Linked DNA regions of Mus musculus: all the other regions are linked to region 1. Evidence: chromatin loops called from intact Hi-C (ENCODE). Cell type or tissue: gastrocnemius. All regions are shown on one strand.

Region 1 (8,000 bases):
AATCAATTTTTGAAACCTGTCAGGTGCCAGTTGGATATAAGAAGCATCCTTTCTTGGAACCACGGCCAGACAGGCAGAGAGAGAAACACAGCAGCCCAGAAAATGGACCCCGAGGCATGAAAACAAAATGAACCTTCTGTCTTTATAACTTACCCATCGTGAGGGACTGTGTTACAAGCAAACAGATGATGACAGCAGCCAAGTGTAGACTTTGTTATATTTATTTATTTAAGGAGAAGCCCGGGAGTGAGGGAGGAACAATGTTAGAATTAGAAAGCTAGGCATGGCTGCATACATCTGTAGAACAAGTACCTGAAAGGCTGAGTACAGGAGGATTCCTTGAGCACAGGGCAACCTAGGCAACAGAGGCCCTGTCTCAAAAAAAACAAATAACAATGACCAATAATATTTATAATAATAATAACAGCCTACACATAAAATCAAGGAAACAAACCTTTAAAATGCACAGGGCTGGGGCTGGAGAGATGGCACTGATTGCTCTTCCAGAGGTCCTGAGTTCAATTCCCAGCAACCACATGGTGGCTCACAACCATCTGTTATGGGATTCGATGCCCTCTTCTGGTGTGTCTGAAGACAGCTACAGTGTACTCACATATATATGATAAATAATTCTTTTTTAAAAAATGTACAGGATTTGGGGTGGTGCTGCAAACATGGCCTAATGGTTGAGAACACACACTGCTCCTACGGAGGATCTGAGTTTGTGGCCAGCACCACGTTAGGCTGCTCACATCCATCTGAACTCCAGCTCCAGGTGATCTGACACATCTCATCTCACAGGGTACCTGTACTCACGTGCACAGAGCCACACGCAGACACCCAATGTAAGAATAATAAAAATAAATCCTTTCTAAATGAATTCAAATGTCTTTGGGACAGGAAGAAGAATCAGTCATGGACCTCTAGTGGCTCTGTCGCCTTGGACTAGCCTGGTCTCTGTGCAGTGCTGGTTCCCAGACACGTCACAAACTGCTTGAGCTCCTTCCAGAGCCTCTGTCCATCCAGACTTCCACTTGTAGATGGAAAAAAATGGCACTCATCGAAGGTAAACAGCTTGCCCAAGGACACAGAGGGAGGGCTAGGCCTGACCGGGACACCCTAGAGCTTTCAACATGCTCAGCTCCTTCACAGGAAAAGACCAGGTCAGGCCAGGCCCAAGTGTGCTGGAGCCAGCAGAGGAAAGAGCTACCAAATTTTAATGTATACCACTTCTCCTCCTCCTCCTCCTCCTCCTCCTCTTCTTCTCTTCTTCTCTTCTTCTTCCTCCTCCTCCTCCTCCTCCTCTTCTTCTCTTCTTCTTCTCTTCTTCTCTTCTTCTTCCTCCTCCTCCTTCTTCTTCTCTTCTTCTCGTCTCTTCTTCTTCTCTTCTTCTCTTCTTCTTCTTCTTCTTCTTCTTCTTCTTCTTCTTCTTCTTCTTCTTCTTCTTCTTCTCCTCCTCCTCCTCCTCCTCCTCCTCCTCCTCTTCTCTTCTTCTTCTCTTCTTCTTCTCTTCTTCCTCCTCCTCCTCCTTCTTCTTCTCTTCTTCTCTTTTCTTTTCTTCTTCTTCTTCTCCTCCTCCTCCTCCTCTTTTCTTCTTTTCCTCCTCCTCTTCTTCCTCCTCCTCTTCTCCTTTTTCTCCTTCTCCTTCTTCTTCATAGCAGAATGTTTGTCCTTGTGTTGCTTTTCAAAAAAAATTAAAGCTCTAAATAGATTTTTCCCCGTTTTTGGGGGGAAAAAAAAAAAGGTTATCTGGTTTTGCCCATTCACTTAAACAATGGGCAAAACTTAAACTTGGCTTTTAAAAACAAGCCAGCCACTCACAAGGCAGAGGGAGGCAAATCTGTGGGTTTGAAGCCAGCCTGGTCCACAAAGCAAGTCCCAGGCCAGCCAAGGTTATATAGTGAGATGTTGCCTGAAGTAAATAAATAAATAAATAAATAAATAAATAAATAAATAAATAAGAGAGAGAGAGGAAGGAAGGAAGGAAGGAAGGAAGGAAGGAAGGAAGGAAGGAAGGAAGGAAGGAAGGAAGGAAGACAGACCGGGAGCTAAAAAGATGACTCAGCAGTTATAAGTCCTTTCTACCAGTACTTCCTGCCTCCTCCCTGCCCCCCTGCCCCCCAGGACTGGAACTCTGTTCCCATCAACCATGTTGGGCAGCTCACAATTGCCTGTAAGTCCATCTTCAGGGGAGCTGACACCCTGTTCTGGGCTCTGTGGGCACCTGCATACACATGGCAGACACACACACAGAGATGCACAGTCACATACATAAATAAGATTAAATTTTAAAAAAGACCCACAAAGCAAGTATACAGAGCCTGGTGATGCACTGTTGTAATTCCAGCACAAGGAGACAGAGGCAGGAGGATCGGGAGTGAGCTCATTTGAGAGTCTTGAGACTAGCTTGGGCTATGTAAGACTTTGCCTCAACAAGAAAAGACCTAAGTGCCTTGTGAACCTAAAAATGCAGGGCAAGTTTCTACAAATGAGTGCCTTTTTCTTATAAACATGTCTGCTTGCAGACCCAAAGACTTTAAACCCAAAAGAAATATAGTTTTGTAATGGAGGCGATTTCTCAGTCCATATTTACAAACACCTCTGAAACGCAGTGCTGTCCTGTGAAACTCATGAGGCACCATATGCAGCAGAGCTGGGTGGATTGCAGGAGGAGGGCCCTCATGTGACAGGACTGTCTGGCCCCTGGATTTATCTGCACACAGTCACAAGAGAAGTCTGGAAGAACACGTGCGATTACACTGGTTTTGCTTACTTCAGGATCAAAATTATTGGTAAGCTATTTCCACCGGTATATATAACCCTGGCTGTCCTGTGGTTTGTGGTATAGACCAAAATAACCTCGAACTTAAAGATCCACCTGCCTCTGACTTTCTTTTTTTTTAAGATTTACTTATTTATTTTATGTATATGAGTATACTAAAGCTGTACAGATGGTTGTGAACCACCATGTGGTTGCTGGGAATTGAACTCAGGACCTCTGGAAGAGTAGTCAGTGGTCTTAACTGCTGAGCCATCTCTCCAGCCCTGACTCTGACTTTCAAGTGCTGAGATTAAAAGTATGCCGGACTTATTCTTTTCACTTTTCCATATACTTGAAGTTTTCAAAAGTTTGGAGGGTGAAAAACAAAACTGCCGCTGAGTGAATGTGAGCAAGTCCATGCGGAGAAAAACTGTAGGTTGCTGCACAGCGCAAGGCGGTCCTCCTTATGGACATGAGGGGAAACACGCAGTCTCCAGCACTTAACTGTTACACAGTACAAGTCGCCTATGCTGCTTCTGCCAAGCTCCGGGTTTGCTCAGGCTGGTACACTGAGCATGTGTCCCGGCCCAGGACGTGAGAATATCAGCTTGGCCAGGTTGGGGGGGGGGGGGGGGTTAAGGGGGCGTTTCCCACTTCAGAGGAGCTGGAGAGAACTGGAAGCCGCAACCGGAAGACTCTGTGTCCTCCAAACTGGGATATATTCCAGCAAAGAAAGAGCTGGAAGCACCTCGGAGATTCCCGAAGACTGAACGGAGAACGTTGACAGGTTCGCTGGCGAGCATTCTCATGCAGCCCCACTTCCTGCCGGGGATGGTGCGCTGAGTTTCCCGGAGCAAGACTGACACCTTGTGGTTCACTTTGATTTTGACGATTTACACTTGGACCCCAAAAAGAAACCAAGACAACCCGACAGAACTAGGGAAGCCCTGGAAAAGTCCCATTGGCGCAATTCCACCATGTTCACGAAACTTGAGCAGCACACAAGAATAGACTACAAAATCCACAGCCAAGATGTCCACTGGAAGAAGGAGCCCCGGGTCCTGAGAACAGCCATGCTCTCTCTACCTCACCCATTTGGTTTCTTGCAAGCTGAAATCTCTTGGTTAACCGAGTCGAAGACCTCAATTCTAAGGAGTTTTAGTTGCAGGTTTCTAGAATGCATCTATCAAGCAACTATTTGTCCTGCCTTTCCTGTGAATATCACTCATTCATGAGGTAAGAGCTGGCAGGCTCTGGTCATCTGTTCCAAGGTAATTAACTACCCAAGTCTACGGAGGTGGAAGCAACAGGCATGATCTTTCCAAAGTTAAAAAAAAAAGGGCTGGAGAGATGGCTCAGTGGTTGAGCGTTGGCTGCTCTTCCAGACAGCTGTCTGAACCTCCAGTTTCAGATCTGACTCCCTCACATAGATATACACAAAGACAATGCAGACACAACAATGCACATAAAATAAATGATTAAAATAATAATCTTTCTTTTCTAAATAAAGAGAAATGTATTCAGTTATAATATTCCGAGAAATAAATTCTCATAAACCTATTGGCTGGCCAAAGAGCAAATCAAATTTCCATAGGACTTATGTTTAACTTGTGGTCAGGAGGGTTTGCCGTGCGAAACTTGACCTGAAATCTGTAAAGCCAAATGAGAGGCAACAAGATAGATTTATGGAAATCTCAAGTACCATAGCCTGTACCCGGAATCCTACCCATCTGCAAATGTTATCATCTTTATCAAATCTGCTGCACTTAGAGTCACCTGGGAGACACTCTGGGCGTGGCTGTGAGCATGTTTTCAAAGAGGATTAACTGAGGAGGAATATCTCTCCTTGGTTACCACCATCCCATGAGCTGAAGCCCCAAACCCAAGGAACAGGAAAAGATACAAGAAGTGAATGAACACTAGCAGTCATCTCTTCCCACTTCCCGGAAGTGAGCACGGTGTGACCAGCTGCCTCATTCCTGCTGCCGGGTTTTCTGCGCCATGATGGGCTACATACCCTCAAAACCTTAAGTCAAAACAAGCCACGTTTTCTGAAGTCAAGCATCCAATTCAGCATCCTAGAAAGATGCTGGCACAGCACCTACACTGGATCATGAGGGCCCAGGAAATGTCCTTATTTTACCAGGACACTAAAAGCAGTCTATATATCATTGATCAGGAAATGTTCCAACAGTCTGAAACTCCAGGGTGGGACAGCGTCTTAGGGTTTTACTGCTGTGAACAGACACCATGACCAATTCTTATAAGGAGAACATTTAGTTGGGGCTGGCTTACAGGTTCAGAGGTTCAGTCCATAATCATCAAGGCAGGAGCATGGTAGCATCCAGGCAGGCATGGTGCAGGAAGAGCAGAGAATTCTACATCATCATCTGAAGGCTGCTAGAAGACTGGCTTCCAGGCAGCTAAGAAGAGGGTCTCAAAGCCCAAGCCCACAGTAACACACTTCCTCCAATGAGGCCACACCTCCTAAGAGTGCCACTCCCTGGGCCAAGAATATTCAAACCATCACTGACAGGGATTTGTATTGGAGTCCCCACACCATGAACTGATCTGGACACAGTTGAACACTGCAAAGTAGTTTTGTTCCTAAGTTAGTTAGTCCTCCAAAGTACATTGCCTAAAAAAGCTAGACCACAGACAGCTATAAACAGTACGATACCATCTATGTGGAGAAAAAGAACCCAATTGCATCTCACCAGCACAATTGCATCTGTCTGTAGATCCACGGAAGAACTGCTACCTCTGCACACAGTTGGAAGAGGATTCGGGGTGGTGGGCAGCAGGGCACTGGCCTAAGCCACAGCCTCATCTTCTCTTTAGAGCAGTGGCTCTCAAACATAATGCTGCAAACCTTTAACACAATTCCTCATGTTGTAATATTATTTTTGTTGCTACTTTGTAACTGGAATTTTGCTACTGTTATGAATTATAATGGAGATATGTTTTTTTTCCAATGGCCTCAGCCAATCCCCATGAAAGGGTCATGACCAACATGTTGAGAACCACTGCTTTAATGGTATGCATTCCACATCACTTGCCTGTAAGCCTATCAGCTGAGTTTGAGCTCACAGATCTGCCCACCTGTTGTCCTCTGACTACACACGACATGAGATGCAAGTGTATGAGTGTGTGCATATACACACACATACATGCTCACACAAAGAGGAGAAAATTTTCTACCATTATACAATGGTTACTGCTGTTACAGCTTTGTCTTCCTCTAGTAATCTTGGTATTTTCCAAAGTCTCTTCAATAATGTCACACTATCAGAATATAGGTTTTTTTTTATTTTACATTTTTAAAATTATAATTTAATTACATTTCTCCCTTAAACCCACCCCGCTCTTTTTCAGATTCATGGCCTCTTTTTCTGAATGTTCTTGCAAGCATACATGTACACACACACACACACACACACACACACACACACACACACACACCTACCTCCCTGACAAACCATGGGCTCAATATTCTAACAAATGTCTGAGGTGACTAACTCCCAAACCTGTGGCAAAATACCTACCTTTTCAACCAAGAAAACTGCAGACAAAGGGCCCAGGAGCCTTTAAGGACACTAAGAATGGGGGAGGGGTTGGGGTGCAGGGGGTGGGGGCTGTGGCACAACACCCTAGTCTCTAAGGCCTCAGCCTGTAGAGATACTTATCCAACCTTGACAAGCAGATGTTGGGCTAGAGGTTGCCACCATTCATCAATATATAATCATGCGCCCAGATAATCAGCAGCAGGATGGACAGTGAGTCACGTGAATAATGTAGTGTGGCATGCTGGGAAATGGCCTTCACAGGAATCATGTTAACTTCACACACCTACTTAATTTCCAAACCTTCAGCATTAAAAACTCAAAACCCCAAACCAGAAGCCTTAACATCTACTCACATAAACGCGTCCCATATTCAGTAACTGTCTATATCTAAGGCATCCGTCACACAAGCCCAGGATTTCTGGGACTGTATTCACAATTTATGTGAACTCACCTAATATCAAAAATAACACACAAGCGGAGGGAGAATATTCTAGGTTAAGAATTACCATGAAAACCAACTATGACATGTGATCATGGACAGTGGTTGCAGGCTTCAAAGTTTCCAACAATAAAGTAGGAAGATGGAAGACAACCAGACAACCAAAGCTCATTCTCAGCTGGCCTGGCACAACGACAGACTAAGTGCAACTCTTACCACAGATAGATTAGATAAGATAGATAGATAGATAGATAGATAGATAGATAGATAGATAGATAGATAGATAGAAACAGACAGACAGACAGACAGTGTGGATCTTATCAGACATTTCTAAACCAAAAACTTCCTTTGTTGTCTCCTCATACCTAATTAGACATAAATGCTTCCTGTTTGCCTAGAACCTTGACATATAAAGTTGCAACCCAACCAGCAGAGACTAAAAAAAAAATAAAATAACCACCTGTCACTGGAGTGAGATTTAAAACAAGATGCCTATTGCTCTACTGTTGCGAACTTGATAACACAGCAAGCCTTCAAAGTATTTCCCTGTGAATTCTAGGCGTGAAACCACCTTAAAACCCTTCACACCATAGGCCTAAGCCCAAACACACACCTGTGCACTCTATATACACCACGAGACACGCGCTGGGTAAAGATGAGTATTTATTCACTTTACAAAGAGAATGGTATTAAATTGCCATAAACAGCTCCATTTATAGACAAATAACAACTGTACATCAGTCGCTCCAGCAGCTTGCCCAACATGCCCTTCCCGCTTCGGCTGGGCAGCCTGCTCTGCCCCGGTGGAAGTCCTCCCAGAGAGCATTCTTACAGTCACGGGTGGGAAAGACACGCATCTGCTTAGTCCTGCAGAAGGGAGCTCTCCGTCTGCATCCCTTGCTGAACACCAAGTTAAGTTAGTACTGGCCCACTCCTTAGAAACAAGACAAATTACTGGTAATTTGAAAAAGCTGTGTAGCACACCAAAATACTTATTTATACATACATAAAAAATCTTGAGTCAGATTTATCATTTTGAAAGATAAACAGATACCCTAGCCCTGCCAAGAGTGGGCAATGAAAAGGAACGAAAACGTTAAATTATTGAATTATAAAAATAGTTTCTTTGGAAAAAAATTCCAGTAATGTTATTATTAATATCTAAAACCAAAGAGAAAAAATAAACAATTGTTCTCTGATCCATTAGCAATTTAAATAAAAATGGAAACCTCTT
Region 2 (8,000 bases), 860 kb before region 1:
TGGGGGGAGGGCTTGGCAGCTTTGGGCCTGGGTCTTAGCAGGAGTGATATTCCACTCTGCCTGCTGTGTTCACGATGATGATGGCTTCCAGTGACTCAGAGCACATGGAGGGTGTGTCCTCTGGACCTTCCTGGGCTCTTGTTCTGCTTTCCTAACAGGGCAAGTGAGTGCCAGAAGAGGGAGTGCGTGGACACTCTTCATAACTCCAGGATGTGGACAGGATGAGCTCTAGCCTTGGAGGATATCACTGTAAACTCCCAGTGTGGATCTTTCTAAAGGAGCTACAGCCCACATGGAGGCTTTCCTTAGGAGACTGAGTGTATGTGTAAGGGAGGGTGTGTATCAGGACAAGATCAGGTGTTCCTTAGGAGAGACATTTGTGTGGCCATGCCTGTGTGTGTGTGTGTGTGTGTGTGTGTGTGTGTGTGTGTGCGTGTGCGTGCATGCGCATGCGTGTGAGTGCCAAGGAGAATGAGAGGGTATCAGGGAAAGACCCATGGGATTTTCAGCTCTACTCCGCTGCTAGCAACATAAAGACATATTTTCTAACTTTGGGTTCTTATTTCTATGCTGGTGACAGTGAACTTAGTTGTCAATCACTTTAATGGCTCTAAATTTGTCTCTGGCTTATGGTTCTTAGAGACAGAAGGGACCTTGGTGAGAAATCATCTTTCCCAGTAAGGACCAGGATAGTGTTACCTCTACTGGGAGATCTTGAATACCTTTGGGAATCTTGTAACTACTAGGGATCTACCTTAGGGAAAATAGTACAGATGACTGTTCAAGTAACATTTCACTCTTGGTGTTAGAAGTTTCCAGCCTTTTTGTTCCCTGGTATCTTTTTGACATAATATAGTCAGTAACCTTCCTTTGAATACTATTTAATGCTCCTTAAAGCTACAGGGCTGCATGGTAATCATGCCCATCAGCGACCATACTCATAACTCCAGTTCCATTTCCTCTTTCCTTCTGCCAGCTGCACAGGGCCCTCACAAGTTAGGAAGCTGAGGACATGAGTACACTTATACACGCGCCACTCTTTTTTAAATGTGTGATTGTAATTTCATTGCAATGGAAGGATACAAATTAGATACAGCTAAAGGAAAAGATAATATGGCAACTGGGAAGGGTCTGAGCATGCAGCTTCTGAGTGTTATAATATTGATATGTATTAATTGCTCATACTAGGGTTAAAGTGTGGCATTTCGATTGTGCACATTTTGTGCTGTTACCATACTGCCCCCATTCAATTTCCCTTACTGCTGCTGACCCCTTTGTCTTATGCCTGTAGTCTATCTTCCAGGCAAGTTTGGCTCTTTCCCCCCTCTTTAAACTCTAGTTTGCACACATGAGAGGAAAATGTCAACAATGGTCTTTCTGAGTCTGGCTTACTTGGCTTAGAACGATGACCTCTTGTCCAGGTATTTTCCTGTAGCTATCACGATCTCATTCTTTTTCATGGCTGCATAATACCTCATTGGCACACATCATTTTTTTGATTTATGTACATATTTTATTTTGTGTATGTGTATTTGCCTACATGAGTTTATGTGTAGAGTAATGGGTAGAGGCCTCAAGAAATTATTTGATGGCCTAGGACTGAAGTTAGGCTTATGGAAGATGAGCCCATGTTCTCTGAAAGAACAGTAAACTCTTAATCACTAAGCCATCTTTCTAGTCCCACATACCACTTTTGAAATTGTGTGTGTGTGTATGATATATATGAGATATATCATATATGTATTATACATATTATAATATTATACATATATATTACACATTTATATTACACATATAATATTATACATATTGCATAGACAGACATACACACATATGTTTGGAAGGTGAGTATAAGCAGGGAAAATTAATACTATATATAATTTCATTTCAATCTAATTCCATCTAGTAGAGATGAGCAGTGAGACTCTAGCCTGTGAGCCCTGTCTCTACCCACTCCTCTCCCATTTACCTCCTCTTCATGAAGTCAACCTCATAATATCACCATTATTTGAGTATCAAACCTCAACATCTTTCTCATACAATCTTCCCACTCCTGCTCCCTCCCCTTCCCCCATGCTTGCAATGCAGTTATAGCGGTGAGAAGCTATGCGCCCTCCCTTCTCATTTGCTCCATCCTTAGTGCTGGAGCACTGGTCCATTGTTCCCATTCCTCTCTGCATTCTGCCACTCAAATACTTCTGAGCGCCTCATGCCCCAGATGCCACTCACTTCCCTCCTGCAAGAGAGATCTCGGAGTTGGCCTTAAAGGGAAGTTTCTGCAACTCCAGGGTCTCAGGGAATACCACACTGTAGCTGAGACCACCATGGTCTCCTTGGTGTAGTGATGAAGATAAACAAACCCTGGTTGTGCAGGGCTTCCTTCCTGTCTCCCCTTGTCCTGTGTGGTAAGCCCCAGCATGTGCTCCATGCTGTGAGGAGCACCAAAGAGGATGATGTAATCAGTCGTTCCCCTAATCACAACTCATGCCGGAGACTCCTCCCACAGCCTATTTGCCCTCACCCATCATCTTGCCTCCTACATGCTGCCAATCTAGCGGGCCGTGCTTCCCTAAAACATCCTCTACCTACCGCACTCTTGCCTCCCTCGGGCCTCTTCCTTTACTGTAATCCTTTCCTTAGAGAATGAACATTTGTATAGTGGTGGTGGTGGGGTCAACATCATAAGCAAAAAGGAACAAAGAAAGTGGGTGTGGTTGGGTGTCTTGCAGCTCAAGAATCCAAGGGCCCTGTAGAGCAGAACCACACTCAGATGCACTTCCCAGCATCGGATTTCCTGAGCTGGATGTGAATTCCCGAGGGACCCTTCCAATAAACCCCTCCCTCCTCCATACAAGCGAATCATCCTCCTCGAACCTTAACCCCAGGAGCCTAGCATTTCAGACTCCTAACAGCAGGCTCTAAGTTGGGGGTCGTCTTTCTAACACCTGATGGAAATTCACTGGAACAGAGAGAGAGAAGGAAAGAGAGCAAAGAGGAAGGAAGAGGGATAAAGAAAAAGGAAGGATGGGTTGGAGAAGGCATGATCTGCATGGTTGGTGTCCTCTGTCCCCTTGCCTCGGGTGAGAGTAAAGGACAAAGGTGAGTCAGAACACGGATAGGAACGAGGGAGCAGTCACTGGCAAGAAAGACCAGACAAGCCTTTGATTCAGGGCAGAGTTTTGTGTGGGGATTAACTTGTGTTGATGTGTATTTTTGGAAGCTGAGAAAATGGAAGTTTATTTCCCGGCCAGCTCTGCCTGTTTGAATCTGGCAAGCATGGATTTCCTCCCTCCCCTTTCTGCTTCAGATAGCGCTTAAATGAACAGCCTGTGTTGTTTGGTACAGCTTCCTAGGACCATGGGAACACAACCCCAAGCAGAGGCTGCCTGTTATTACCCAGAAGGCCAATAGAGGGCTCCCGAGAACACTGAGCAAAATTCGGTGGAAGTCACCCCCAGGAAGCTCTGTGGGAATGGTAGAGACATATGGTTATCTCCTGCTGAAGGATGGAGCTGGAGTCAGATGGGAAAGCCCACAAGGAAAGACCTGCCTTCTCCTGCATTGGTGGAGACTTGGACTTGAGAGACTTTAAGGTTCCCCCTGCGTGCAAGCGAGGACATTGATCGTTCTTCTGGCATTAGCTGACAGTGCTTTATAAAACACTTGCATGTTAGATATGTTAAAGCCTTGATTATGTTCCCTGTGTCATCCAAGGAAAGCAGTTATATAATGTTTCTGGGCATCATTTTATTTTTTTCTAGTTTAAAATATTCTAGAGAGAAACTGGAGTTGTGGGTCTGACTTTCTAAGACCTTTGTGAAAATACTGTTTTATTAGTATTACTATGTATGTGCACATGTGTGTGTAGAAGTCAGGGGACAACTCTGTGGAGTTCCTTTTCTTCTTCCACTTTAGTGTGCCTTTCGGAGAGCAAACTCAGGCCATCGGGCTTGCACGGCAAGTGCCGTGATCTGTTAGCCATCTTGCCAAGCCCCTCTAAGATCATTTAAGGTATAACTTCCTATTACTACAAATTATTGAAAGTATATTGAAGAAACTGCATCTGAATTATTCTTAAGAGGAGGTAATCCTGTCCTACAATGCATGCCTGATTCTGTTGTTTTAGCAGTGGTGGGAATGAGGCCTTCACTTTGATAAGCAACGAGTTAAGACAGTACGGAGGAGGTGAGAGCCAACAGCAGTAGCCAACAGGCAGAATAAAAGCCCAATCTTAGCCTCTACACATTGGGTAGAGGCTCCTTGGCTTCTGTATAATGACAGAATGATCCACAGTCCTCACCTGCTGTGATTTGTGCAGGTCAGGCAAGAGAACGCAGTAAAACTGCTTTGCATACCATGCTGTGCCCACAAATGTCCATCTGCTAACAGATGCAGGAACTTAATAGCCCATGTTCATTGGCATGGTATGTGTGCATGTCTTGATTTCCTCCTTCGCCGAACTTAAGATCCCACATCAACCACACCGTGGCCACAGTTGCCCTTGTAATATTCAACAGAAATATTCAGCACAAATTCAACAGGAAACAAACCAGAAGAGAGATACAGAAATGTTCCTGAGGGGTGTGTTTAGAATAGAGGGTTGGCCGGGAGTCTGACTAAAGCTAGGTTATCAGTAGACAACTCTGCAGTGACGTGTGAAGAAGGAAGGAAGATGTCTCATGACTCATTTAGTCGCTCGTCCTTTCTGTGACTGGTTGCTTGAAGGTTTATGAATACACATTTTAGAACTGAGAGCAGAGCCAGGGTCCTGCAATTGGGTTAGGTATTTTGTCTTCAAGCATATGCTGACACGTACCTATTTGCCAAATGCGGTGTCAACTGTGAAGGAGGCAATAAAAGATGTGTAGGGCATTATTCCTCCCTTCAAGGAACAATAAATATCCTGCCCGTTGTTTAGCAAACAGTTTAAAAGATAGGGACAGATAGATGTTGGTTCTGTTTATTGAACTTGATGTACATCAAGGAGACAGTACAACACAGTGGTTAATAATAAAAGCCTTGAAGCCAGACAGCCCTGGGGCTAAACCCAAGCCCTGCTAACTATGCTTTCTCTTGAGCAAGGTTTGTGGTTTGCTCAGTTTTCTCAACCTTGGTTTCCTCTATCAAGTTTGCCTACCTTGTTGGGTGGCTGTAAGGATCAGAGGGGCTGATTGTGCACATTGTACTCTGAGGACCATGCAGGAAACTCATCGCTGTCTCTGCATCTTCATGGCAGAGACACAGTACCCAGTCATGGTGTGTTTCAAAATGGAGGTGGCAGGAACTAGAAGGAGCATCCCGGAAAGGCTTTATGGGAACTGGCCTTTGGACCCCTTAAAGGGTAAGAGGATTTACCTTAGACAGGGAAAATGAAAAGGGTCATTCTAGAAGGGGTATGGAGTGGGTGGGGGAGGGAGCACAGCACAAGAGGGGAGACGGGGAAATGTAGTGTGTCAGGAATGGCAAGACAGCCATTTTGCTGTAAACAAAAAGCACACGTTATGATCTGCTTAATGTATTCATCTTGACTTGGAAATTTCCATAAAGATATCTTGCCATGCCTCTCTGTATATGAAAGTGACTCAATTATCCTAATGCCTTGCTGGTCTGAATTGGAAGGCAGTTATGTGAAATCTTGATGGTGGTAAAATTTGTTTTCTGGAATTCTCAGCCACTTCTAACTGGTTTTCCATTTCACTGAGGTCTCTCATCCTACTCCAGACCTCAGGCACCCAGGACCTCTATATATGCAAAAAGGATTATTCATTTTTCTTACATTATAGCTCATATTTTGATTAAAGATAAATTAGGGCACATGAGAAAATCTAGCTCCCATGAACTGCCTACCCCCACCATTTGATCCAGCCTCCCATACTCTTTCAAAAAATATAGCCTTAGAAAGTGAATTTGCACTACATTGGGGTAGTTTTTGATATGACTTCATTTTGGGGCACAGAATTTCAGGATAAGTAAAAGGAGAGCTGTTGGTAGAATTTCAGGCATCCGCTGGCATAGATGGGATTCTTTTGGCTGACAATGGTGCTGTCATGTGTACTGAAACCCAGAAGTGTGCTATACACACAGTGCTAGGCTCTGGGATTTTAAGAATTAACTTTAAAAATATTTTTACTGAAAAACTAGTTTGTGTACCATGAAAACCACATATCTTCTGTGATTTAAACTGTATACATGCCTGGAGGACTCTTGTCTGTAGAGACTACAGTTCTATCACCACAGAAAATTCCCTTTTGCCCCTTGCCTGTCATCCACTCTATGTAGACAATTGTATCTTTTCTTTGATCATGGGTTCCATATGTTTATTCTAGAATTTCATATGGCAGAATGTTGCGGCATGTAGCCCCATGTATGGCCAGTCTCATTGACTATGACATCTGGGAGGTTTATACGTGTTCTATCAGTAGTTCCTCTTGACCACTGGCTGGTGTTCCATTGTGTGACTAGTCCACGTGCTGTTGACAGACTGGTGTTATGTCTGCTTTGTATCTATTCTGAGTGTTCATGTATATCCTCTTACCTCTTATTATTTCTAGCCGTTGTATTATGATATGTCCTGGAATAGCTATTGCTCTATTTGCCATGTTTACCTCACATTGAGATTCTTAGATCTGTACATTTGTATTTCTCATTAAATTTGGAGAAAGATCTCAGTATTATTTCTTTACATATTTTTTTTGAGTCAACCTTATTTCTATGTTGGGTGTGTGGTGCTGGAGATAGAACTTAGGCCCTGCGTGGGCTAGGCACACCTTCTGCTGTTGAGTAGGAGTTCCCGCCCAATCAGTCTTCTCTGTCTCTCTGTCTCTGTCTGTCTCTGTCTCTCTGTCTCTCTGTGTCTCTGTCTCTGTCTCTCTGTCTCTGTCTCTGTCTCTGTCTCTCTGTGTCTCTCTGTGTCTGTCTCTGTCTCTGTCTCTCTGTGTCTCTCTGTGTCTGTCTCTGTCACTCTTTCTCTCTCTCTCTCTCTGTTAGCATACCATGACAGTTCACTTTCCAGTGCTTGGTCATGGGTCCTTGTAACTCTGCACAAGCTTAATTCTCATGTTTCTCTCTCAGCTCTAGCATGGTCAGCTCCTGTCACCATCTTGGTGGCCACTGAATGGTTTCTTCTGCCTCTCGGTCTTTTGTGTAAAGTCCATCCAGGGTTGTTATTATTCCAGATATTGTATTTTTCTTTTCTGGAATTGCAGTTTTGTTTTTTCATCTTCCCTTTCCTAGGCACACCTCTATCATGATTCATCTTTCCTTTCCCATTAAGTTCATATTTTCTTAAATATTTGACTATATTATAATCCTATCCAATTCCTTGCCTGTAGATTCATTCATTCCCATCCTTTCTGGCTTGTTTCTGTGAGCTGACTTTTCTTCTGGTCATGTGCAGCATTGTCTTACTTCTTTGCCTATCTGACAGTTTTTGAGTTGTGTGCTGGACATTATTGATGTTGCGTTACTACATGCCTCAGTCTTGTCTTTCTTGTAGATCCTTGGATTTTGTTCTGGGAAGCAATTCATTTACTCATGAATAAGTTTGACCCATTGGGTCTTGTGTCTTTGAACTTTTTTAGAGATGGCTTAAGAAAGGGCTAGTTTAGGCTTTCTCTTACAGTGGACTTTCTAGGATTCTCCACTGTGGTGTGGCAACACTGTCTCCTGGTTCAATGTAACCAACTGTAGAATAAGATACAAGTTCTAATAGACACAGAAACGTTACCTTCTAGTAAATTTTCTTACTTTGGTAGGTAACATCTTCCTAGTCACATGAAATATTTTGCACATACGCACAATAGTTTATAGTCAAAGTCTTTAAAGATTCCAGTATGATTTGTGGGTGTGTTTGCATGGTTGGATGTTTTCTGGTGCCATGTTCCACAAGTTAAAGCTACCACAATAGTTTTAAGCCTGGATTTACCATATTACAACAGGTGCCTCCAGATAGAAAATGAGGCCAGTTATATGACACAACTTATCTGTTTTCCTTTCCTGAA
Region 3 (8,000 bases), 210 kb before region 1:
AACCACCATAACATTCCAGGACTCCGCCTGCTTCTACGCAGGAAAAGAGAGAAAATGGTCAGAGGCTACGGTGTCAAAGTGGCATGCAAATGGTCCCTAGCACAGAAAACATGAGGCCATGGGAATGACCTGAGTTTTGAAAGCCCCACATTGAGGTGACATCCTTAGATGGAAGACCCCCCCCCCCTTCCAGACTTGGGTTGACCATTGGTTATTTCTAGGCCTGGGAGATTTGCCTTGAGCCAGTAACCCAGTGAGTCTCAAAATGGGGTGCACAGGCCAGCGATGGTGGTGGTAATTTGGGTAATCATGAGCAACACCACATCCCAGCCCCCTTCTCCCTCAAACCTCATCAGGAACACCAGGCTAGCGGTGCAGGCCTAGCCACCTGTTCTAACAAGGCCTCCAGAGGAAGAACATGGGCACCAGAGTGGCAGCCACCTGCCATGCCCCGAGGCAGGATAACAAGCACAAGTTAGTAACTGTTCCGAATACCTGAGTGTCATGTGACCTATCAACCTTCTCTTGAGCGTGTGACAGTAGCCACGGGTTGACAGGGCACAGATGCCCTTGGGCAAAGATCATCATTGGCACGCAGTTTACAAAAGAGAAAAGAAGAGAAGAGCAGCCTATCTCATTCTCAATCAGAGGATGGAAAGACAAACGGACAGAAACTGCAGACAGAGTAGTATAAAAAGGCTACACTAAGCCTACCGTCTCAACTCGGAAAGATGTTCGTCCACATTTAAAACTTTAAAATAATTTTACAATGCAAAAATATTGATGGAATATACAGTCGTAGTTGTGCATGTCTTCACATGTTAAAAGTGGGAGATGCACTCTAAACTTCAGTGGAGGGGCCAAGAGGAGAGCGGATGGGGAGGAAATATGTCTATATTTGTGTATTCAAGAAGAAAAGGCACGTTGGCATCAGGAAGGCAAAATAACACCCAGATTCTCTCAAATGATATGACACATACCTGCAACCCCAGCAATCGGAGTGCCTAGGCAGAAACACTGGCAGTTTGTGGCCAACCTGGGCTACATAATGTCAGGCCAGCCTGAGCTACAAGCAGACCTTGTCTTGTCTTTTAAATAACAACAAAAGATACTGCAATCACCAATGAGTAGCTGTCTACATTTACCCATCTGTAGACAGGCAGAGAATGTATAGTGAAAACTCTTCAGGCCTCTGCTTTGTTTGGATGTTTTTATCTGTTATATCGTTATTTGCTGAAGTGGAAGAGGGCTGTCTTCTTTTACTTTTAGAGATCGGAAAGGCCACAGGAGAGGGAACAATCCATGTTCTTGGTGATAGGTTTATTTCACCAACACAGCAACAGTGAAAGCTGCGCAGTGAGTGCTGTGCGGAAGGCGGCTCCCTCTTCCATGTCAGGGCCGTGTTTTCTAAGAGCAGAATCTGCATCGACATACTAGAACGAAGATGGATTTTCTTTCTCTGAAATCTGATCATCAAACTAAGAGAATAAAACCGTCATCCAGACAGAAAATATTATTTCTGGAACCTAATAGACGGTGTCTCAAACGTCCTTTAAAACAAATAGCAGGGAAATCAAAAGACAATTTCCCAAAGAGGAAAATGTCTTATTTGATGTCAAAACACAGACAGAAAAAGTAAAACAGAATATTCTCAGTGCAGAAAGCAAAGAGGTGAGAGGAAGTGGTGGGTGTGTCTATTAAAGACAGCCCCACCTTTAATCAAAAGCCAGAGGGAACAGGGCTTATTTTATAAAGTGTTGGAAGAGTCCTTCAGACAAACAAGCCAATTTTGACCCTTCTCTCCCACTGTACATAAAGTCTAACTGAATTCGAGGAGAGGGGAAAACAAACACACTAGAAGATAGCAAATATGCAGCCTTTGGTAAGGAGAAGATTGCAAAACTGGGGAACTGAAGTCACGAAAACTTAAGAAATATATTTAACGACTTGAAAATGAAGGCCATCATTATACTAAAATATTAGTCATAAAGCAACTAATAGAAATTGTGGCTAGACTCGGCAGTACATTCTTGTAATTAGAACTCTTTAAGGAGTGGAGGCAGGAACGCCGTACTCTCAAAGCCTGCCTGGCTACAAAGCAAGTTCCAGGCCAACCTGGTTTACTACCAAACATTGAATTTAAAACAAAGGAAAATGGGACACAGGGCTGGAGACTGAACTTGGTGGTTAGAATGCTTGCCCAGCGTGTGTAAGACCCTGGGTTCAATCCCCAGCCCCACCTTAAAAATCCACCAAAAAATAAGCATCTTTGTTTTTGATAAAAGATTAACATGTTTAAAACATACAAAGAAGGTCTACAACTCAAAAGGCAAATTGAGATACTACAATAATATGCCCTGACAGATAACCTCGTGCAAAAGACGTGAACAGACAATATATAAGTTTAAAAGTAATGATTAGATGAACAGACTTCATTAAAACACTCTACCATATAAAGTCACGGGTTGCCATATTTTCCCAGACCTGAATTCAATGCCCAGAACATGCATTCTGGAAGGAAATATCATTGATTTTTTACCATTCTATTAGTTTGAGACTGTTTATCTAAGGAACTTGTGGTAACCCATCCTGCATTCCCAGTACTCCAGAGGCAGGGGGATTTTGAGTTTGAAGCTCGCTAGGCAATGAAGCAAACTTGAAGCCTCAAGCTGTAATACAGAATGAGACTCTGTCACAGAAAAAGTAAAATAAAATTAACTAAAATCAAAGTGCAGGAAGATGGCCACTCAAGGTTCAAAATATTTTGAAAACCGAAAGAAGTGTGATAAGGGCAACCATGTTTCATGGCAATCGAGTATTTCACAGACATTTCACATCCTAGTTGTAAGACTTTTATTTTTAGCATGGAAAGCAATGGTGCTGTGATGATATGAGCAGAATTATCAAGGCTCCATAGCCTAGAAACCTAGGCACAAAGCCCCACCAGAATGAAGAACATGTCAGCAGGAGCCGTCTTTTAATAGAGAGTCCTGGGTGGCGCTTGGTCATTCTCTTCACTTTTCTGAACCTAGAAAGTCCGCTGGGACTGGAGAGAGAGCTCAGTCAGTGACGTGCCTGTAGGTCACAGGAATAAAGATCTGGCTCAGTCTCCCGGAACCCAAAAGAAGGGAAGAAAGGGCGGAGGCTGAGTGCTGGCATGGATGGGGGGACAGGAACAGGTGGACCTCTGGGGTTCACGGGGTTCATAGTCAGCCTAGCTTTCTTGGTGAGCCCTGGGCCACTGAGAGACTGTGTCTAAAAGTATTTTATAAAGTTTCTTTTTTATTAAAAAGGCAAATTAGGAGCAGGGGAAATGACCCCATGGTTAAGAGCACTTACTGCTCTTACAGGGTACCTGGGTTCCAGTCCCAGCTCCCATATTGAACAGCCCACCCCTGCCTATAACTCTAGATCCAGGAAATCTGGCACCTTCTTCTTCCCTCTATGAACACCTGCAAATACACACAGACAGACAGACAGACAGACAGACAGACGCAGAGACAAAGATGAGAAAGAGATTTAATAATTCTTAGAAATTAAAGTAGATGGTTTCTAAGAAACAATATTTAAGATTATTGTCCTTTGACCTCCATGTATATGTGTGCAAATGTTTGTATGCATAAGCCTACACACACACATGCACACAGGAAAGGAGTCCTTTGTTACAGAAAATGGTTTAAAGGAAAACAGTAAGAACTTAGGTTTCTCTGTGTGTGTCCACATCACTATCTGTTCTCTGCCCAGGTCTTTTGGAGTGTTGCTATGGGAAATATTTTCTCTTGGATATATGCCGTACCCCAGCAAGAGCAACCAGGAAGTTCTGGAGTTTGTCACCAGCGGAGGACGGATGGACCCGCCTAAGAACTGCCCCGGGCCTGTGTACGACCTTTGGGAACTTCCTACTAGAACCTGAGCGTGGTCTTGTTTTTATTTGGATCTGCAAATGCGCCTTTAAAATTAAAGTGAAGTTGGTAGCCTTCTTTTCAGATGTCCCGAGAGTGTCCCAGAGACTTCTGTAAGATGGGTCAGTTTTCCAGCCCATCAAACACAATTATGTTATCCCAGAAAGGCTAGAGGCTGCAGACCCACTTCTCCTACATGTCTCAGTTGCCTTTAGAAATGTGTACCCCAGACCCACCCAGTTGGCCCTGCACTCTTAAGTATATCTCCCTTAAATATCACCCCCAGCATGCACACACAAAAAAAGAGAGAGGGGGCAGTGGTGGCACACGCCTTTAATCCCAGCACGCGGGAGGCAGAGGCAGGCAGATTTCTGAGTTCGAGGCCAGCCTGGTCTACAGAATGAGTTCCAGGGCTATACAGAGAAATCCTGTCTTAAAAAAACAGAGGGGAGGGGTGAGCTTGTCCCCTATAGTGTTTTCTGTCCCCTATGGTGTCCCTCACCTCCTTTCCAAAAAACAAGATGGGGAATAAATTACTTCATCCTAAACATGGCTTTAGAGAAGTGGCATTTGATGTAAACTACCTGGGTGTCTTTGGGGATGATCCCCTGTCCCACCAGCAGGGGGCAGCATAGATCAATCAGGTGGACCTACTTGTCTCCCCTTCCGGTGCTTCTCCTGACTTTTCATTAAGGCGCTCATCCTTTCAGATACCGGATAATGACGCAGTGCTGGCAGCATCAGCCTGAAGACAGACCCAACTTCGCCATCATTTTGGAGAGGATCGAATACTGCACCCAGGTATAAATGTTTTCTCCCCTTGACCAGCCTCTAATCTACACGGGGAAACTGTTTCAAGACACCAGAGAATAATGCTAATTGTGAGACACGGTATTCCTGATCCCGGAAGTGACAGGATTTGCATCCCACTTTGCCAATGTCCTACAATAAACACTGGAAACTTCCCACTTTCATGTCACAGGGCCAGACAGAATCTATTCAATTCGCAAGCAAAATGACATCCCTGCTAGACAGCTAATGTTGTGTGTTCTTCTTAACAATTAAAGTATAATTGCATCATTCCCCTTTCCTCACTCTGGCCCCTCCCATCTCCAAACCCACCCCCTAACCATGTTCTTCTCAAATTCATGGCTTATTATTATTATTATTATTTCATATGTATATAAATACTGTCTGCAGAATCTACTTTGTATTCCATGTGATTTCATACGATTTCAGAGCCAACCACTTCTATTGGATAACCAATTAGAGAATTCCACTCCGGGGAGAATAATTCTCCCCTCTCAGCTATCATCAGTTGCCTGTAGTTCTTTGTCTAGGAGTGTGGCCCATGATATTTCTCCCTTTCATGTTAGCGTGTCTGTTGATGTTTGGTTCTTATTCAGTTACTCATATTGTTGAGGTATCAAGGACAGCTAGGCAACTACTTGTTTTGTAAATGAAACGGGATATAAAGGAGAAGAACGAAAGCTCTCAAGAATTACAACCTGTGAATTAATTCCCATTAAATAGATAGTAATTACATAATAGCTAAACCACTCTGGAGAGATGTTCAAACCATTCATCGGTAGCACTGGTATGGACTTATACTATATAAGTTGCTTTTCTATGTTTTTTTTTTTCAAAGATTTGTTTTTATATTGTTTGGGAGTAAGTTTGCCTTACATGTATGTTTGTGCACTACACACGTGCAATGCCCATGGAGGCCAGAAGAGGGCGACAGATCTCTGATCTGGCATTTACAGCCACCAAGTGGGTCCTGGGAACTGAACCTGGTTCCTCCAGAAGAACAAAAAGTGTTCTTAACTGCTGAGCCATCTCCAGCCCTGGATTTCCATGTTATTTTTATTTTGCTCTCGGGGAGGGTTCCTTTTATCCCATTTTATAGAGGAGTAGCGGGCTAGGCTAAGAGACAGCCCTCTCGTGCTTCCTCCCGTCTGGACTGAATCGTGACTGTTCATCTTTGTCCTCAGCAGACTGTACCTCCCTACTCATCATCAGCTAGACAGGGGAATAGAGGTAGTGGCGGGAGGATTCTTTCCCTCCCGTGTCTCACACAGACCCAGAGCATCTTCCTATCACGGTCTCACCAGCGGCCTCTCAGGACTTTATGTCAGTGACCAGTTTTTCCTTTACTGTATCCCTTCTTTCCCTCCCTCCCGCCTCTGATCCTGTCAGCATACAAAATTAAAGTAGCATCCTCTCCCTATGCCCTACACCCCCACTTGAGCCTTGTTCCCCAATTTCACTTCTTCTAACGTTCTCTCCCACCTACGAGTTGCCCCCTCTGACTCCCTGGTATCTCCCTAACATGGACCTTTCCCAACTTCATGGCTTTTCACAGTTGCTCTTGTTTGTTAAGTCCAGTTTGCACCACCTGTACGTATTAGCTAGGGTTACTGTTGCTGTGATGAATCCATGACCAATGACCAAAAGCAAGCTGGGGAGGAAAGGGTTTATTAAGCTGACACTTCCATAACACAGTTTATCACTGAAGGAAGTTAGGGCAGCAACCTGGAGACAGGAGCTGACGCAGAGGTCATGGAGGGTGCTGCTTACTGGCTTGCTTTTCATGGTTTGTCTGCTCGGCCTTCTTACAGAACCCAGGACTAGGAGTAGCCACACACACAATGGGCTGGGCTCACCTCCATCCATCACTAATTAAGAAAATGCCCTACAGGCTTGCCTACAGCCAGATCTTATGGGAGCATTTTCTTAACTGACGTTCCCTCCGCTCAGATGACTCTAGCTTGTGTCAAGCTGACATGAAAACCAGCCAGCACACCTTATGTGCACGAGGATGGGCTCATCTGCTACACACGGGATGCCATCAGGTGTCCGTGCCACTGAGATATTTTAGAAAAGTCAAAGAGTGAGCCACTAGCTCTCTAAATTCCCTCAACTGGGACCAAGGGCTGACACTTTCTGCAAACTTCAGCAACGGTGTGTCTAGCCACACTGTTCCAGTCCCCTCGTGGGTCCCAGCTGTGAGGGCGACCTGCCTTCTTCATCTAGCTGGACTTCAGTGGCCATGTTATTGGGGGAAATTGAGGATGTATTAGGGAAGCTTGCTTACTGACATTTAGTTTATTATATTCTAACAGGAATAGAATACTCTCATAAACACAGATACCTTCACATACCTTCTTTGGGGGTGTTTTCTCCAAAATATATAATATCTTTGCGAAGGCAGGTGGTTGTACAGCTGCAGGCCGTAAAGGACTGACTGTGGAAGAAGCTGGCAATAAGTGAAATGGCTTTTCAAAAGATATGTGTAGTTGTTTTCTTAAACCTTTTGCTGGTGGATACTGGACTGGTGTGCTATTCTGTAAAACCTAAGTAACGGAGGTTTTCCCTCCATTTGCAAACACTATTACTGAATTAAATTTCCCTGGAGCTTTCTCCCACACACTTTCCTTTAAACCCATGGCAACTGCGTCTGCTCTCGTCTTACAGTCTGTGACGCTGACAGAGATCTAGCATGAGCCAGGTTTCTGAATGGGCAAATGAGCCTCTGCCTGGAACAGCTGCACAAGCAAGGAGACCACACAACACAGAGTCACCATCAAATACGAGGAAAGCTGCAGGCGCTTAGGGAAGGAGCAAACAACATCCTCTGTGAGCCAAACGTGGCGTCCCTCTTCCCTGCCTCCTTCCCTACAACAAAACTAAAGCCACATTATCTTTTGTCTTTGAAGATTGCAAGAGTATTTTTGGAAATAGACCACAATATTTTGAAAGTAATGTAAAAACAAAAAAACAAAAAACAAAAACAAAAACAAAAACAAAAACAAAAAAACAAAACAACAACAACAAAAAACGGGCTGGTAAGATCGCTCAATGGGTTAAGTAAGATTCTTGCTTGCCAGAATCAAATGACCTGTTTGACCCCCAGGACCCAGATAGTGGGAGGGCAGAGAACTCCATAGGTTTGTCCTCAACTTGCACACACACACACACACACACACACCAAGGCACATGCATACCTGCACACATATACATACACACTATAAATTAAATCTAGTAAAAAACTTTTACATCTGTAAAAGGTGCCCCAGGGGCTTCTGCTCTGCCCCT

Evidence for each region. Peaks named below come from ENCODE experiments on the same cell type or tissue, not always from the same donor. Only the 100,000 strongest peaks of a DNase experiment are listed, where the experiment ranks them.
Region 2: a loop joins it to region 1, with 3 times the contacts of the local background. A loop is called at or near these places in 8 of 42 quality-filtered maps.
Region 3: a loop joins it to region 1, with 13 times the contacts of the local background. A loop is called at or near these places in 29 of 42 quality-filtered maps.

Annotation. Positions count from the first base shown.
Region 1 is chr17:71,658,443-71,666,442 of GRCm38, reverse strand. Wdr43 (WD repeat domain 43) reads right to left here. Exons shown (of 18, transcript NM_175639.1): 18 at 7,412-8,000. Among named protein-coding and RNA genes, the nearest start is that of Togaram2, 11 kb to the left of the region's middle. In gastrocnemius, a CTCF peak has its summit at 3,625 (motif pointing left); DNase peaks (open chromatin) are centred at 3,350 and 3,577; H3K4me3 peaks cover 904 bases; H3K27ac peaks cover 1,352 bases.
Region 2 is chr17:72,517,982-72,525,981 of GRCm38, reverse strand. All of the region lies in intron 1 of Alk (anaplastic lymphoma kinase), which reads left to right. Among named protein-coding and RNA genes, the nearest start is that of Alk, 82 kb to the left of the region's middle. In gastrocnemius, a CTCF peak has its summit at 3,405 (motif pointing right); DNase peaks (open chromatin) are centred at 3,131, 3,420, 3,955, 4,327 and 1 more place.
Region 3 is chr17:71,870,821-71,878,820 of GRCm38, reverse strand. Alk (anaplastic lymphoma kinase) reads left to right here. Exons shown (of 29, transcript NM_007439.2): 27 at 3,745-3,879; 28 at 4,613-4,703. Among named protein-coding and RNA genes, the nearest start is that of Gm30140, 92 kb to the right of the region's middle. In gastrocnemius, CTCF peaks have their summits at 4,518 (motif pointing right) and 5,625 (motif pointing right); DNase peaks (open chromatin) are centred at 406, 4,539 and 5,640.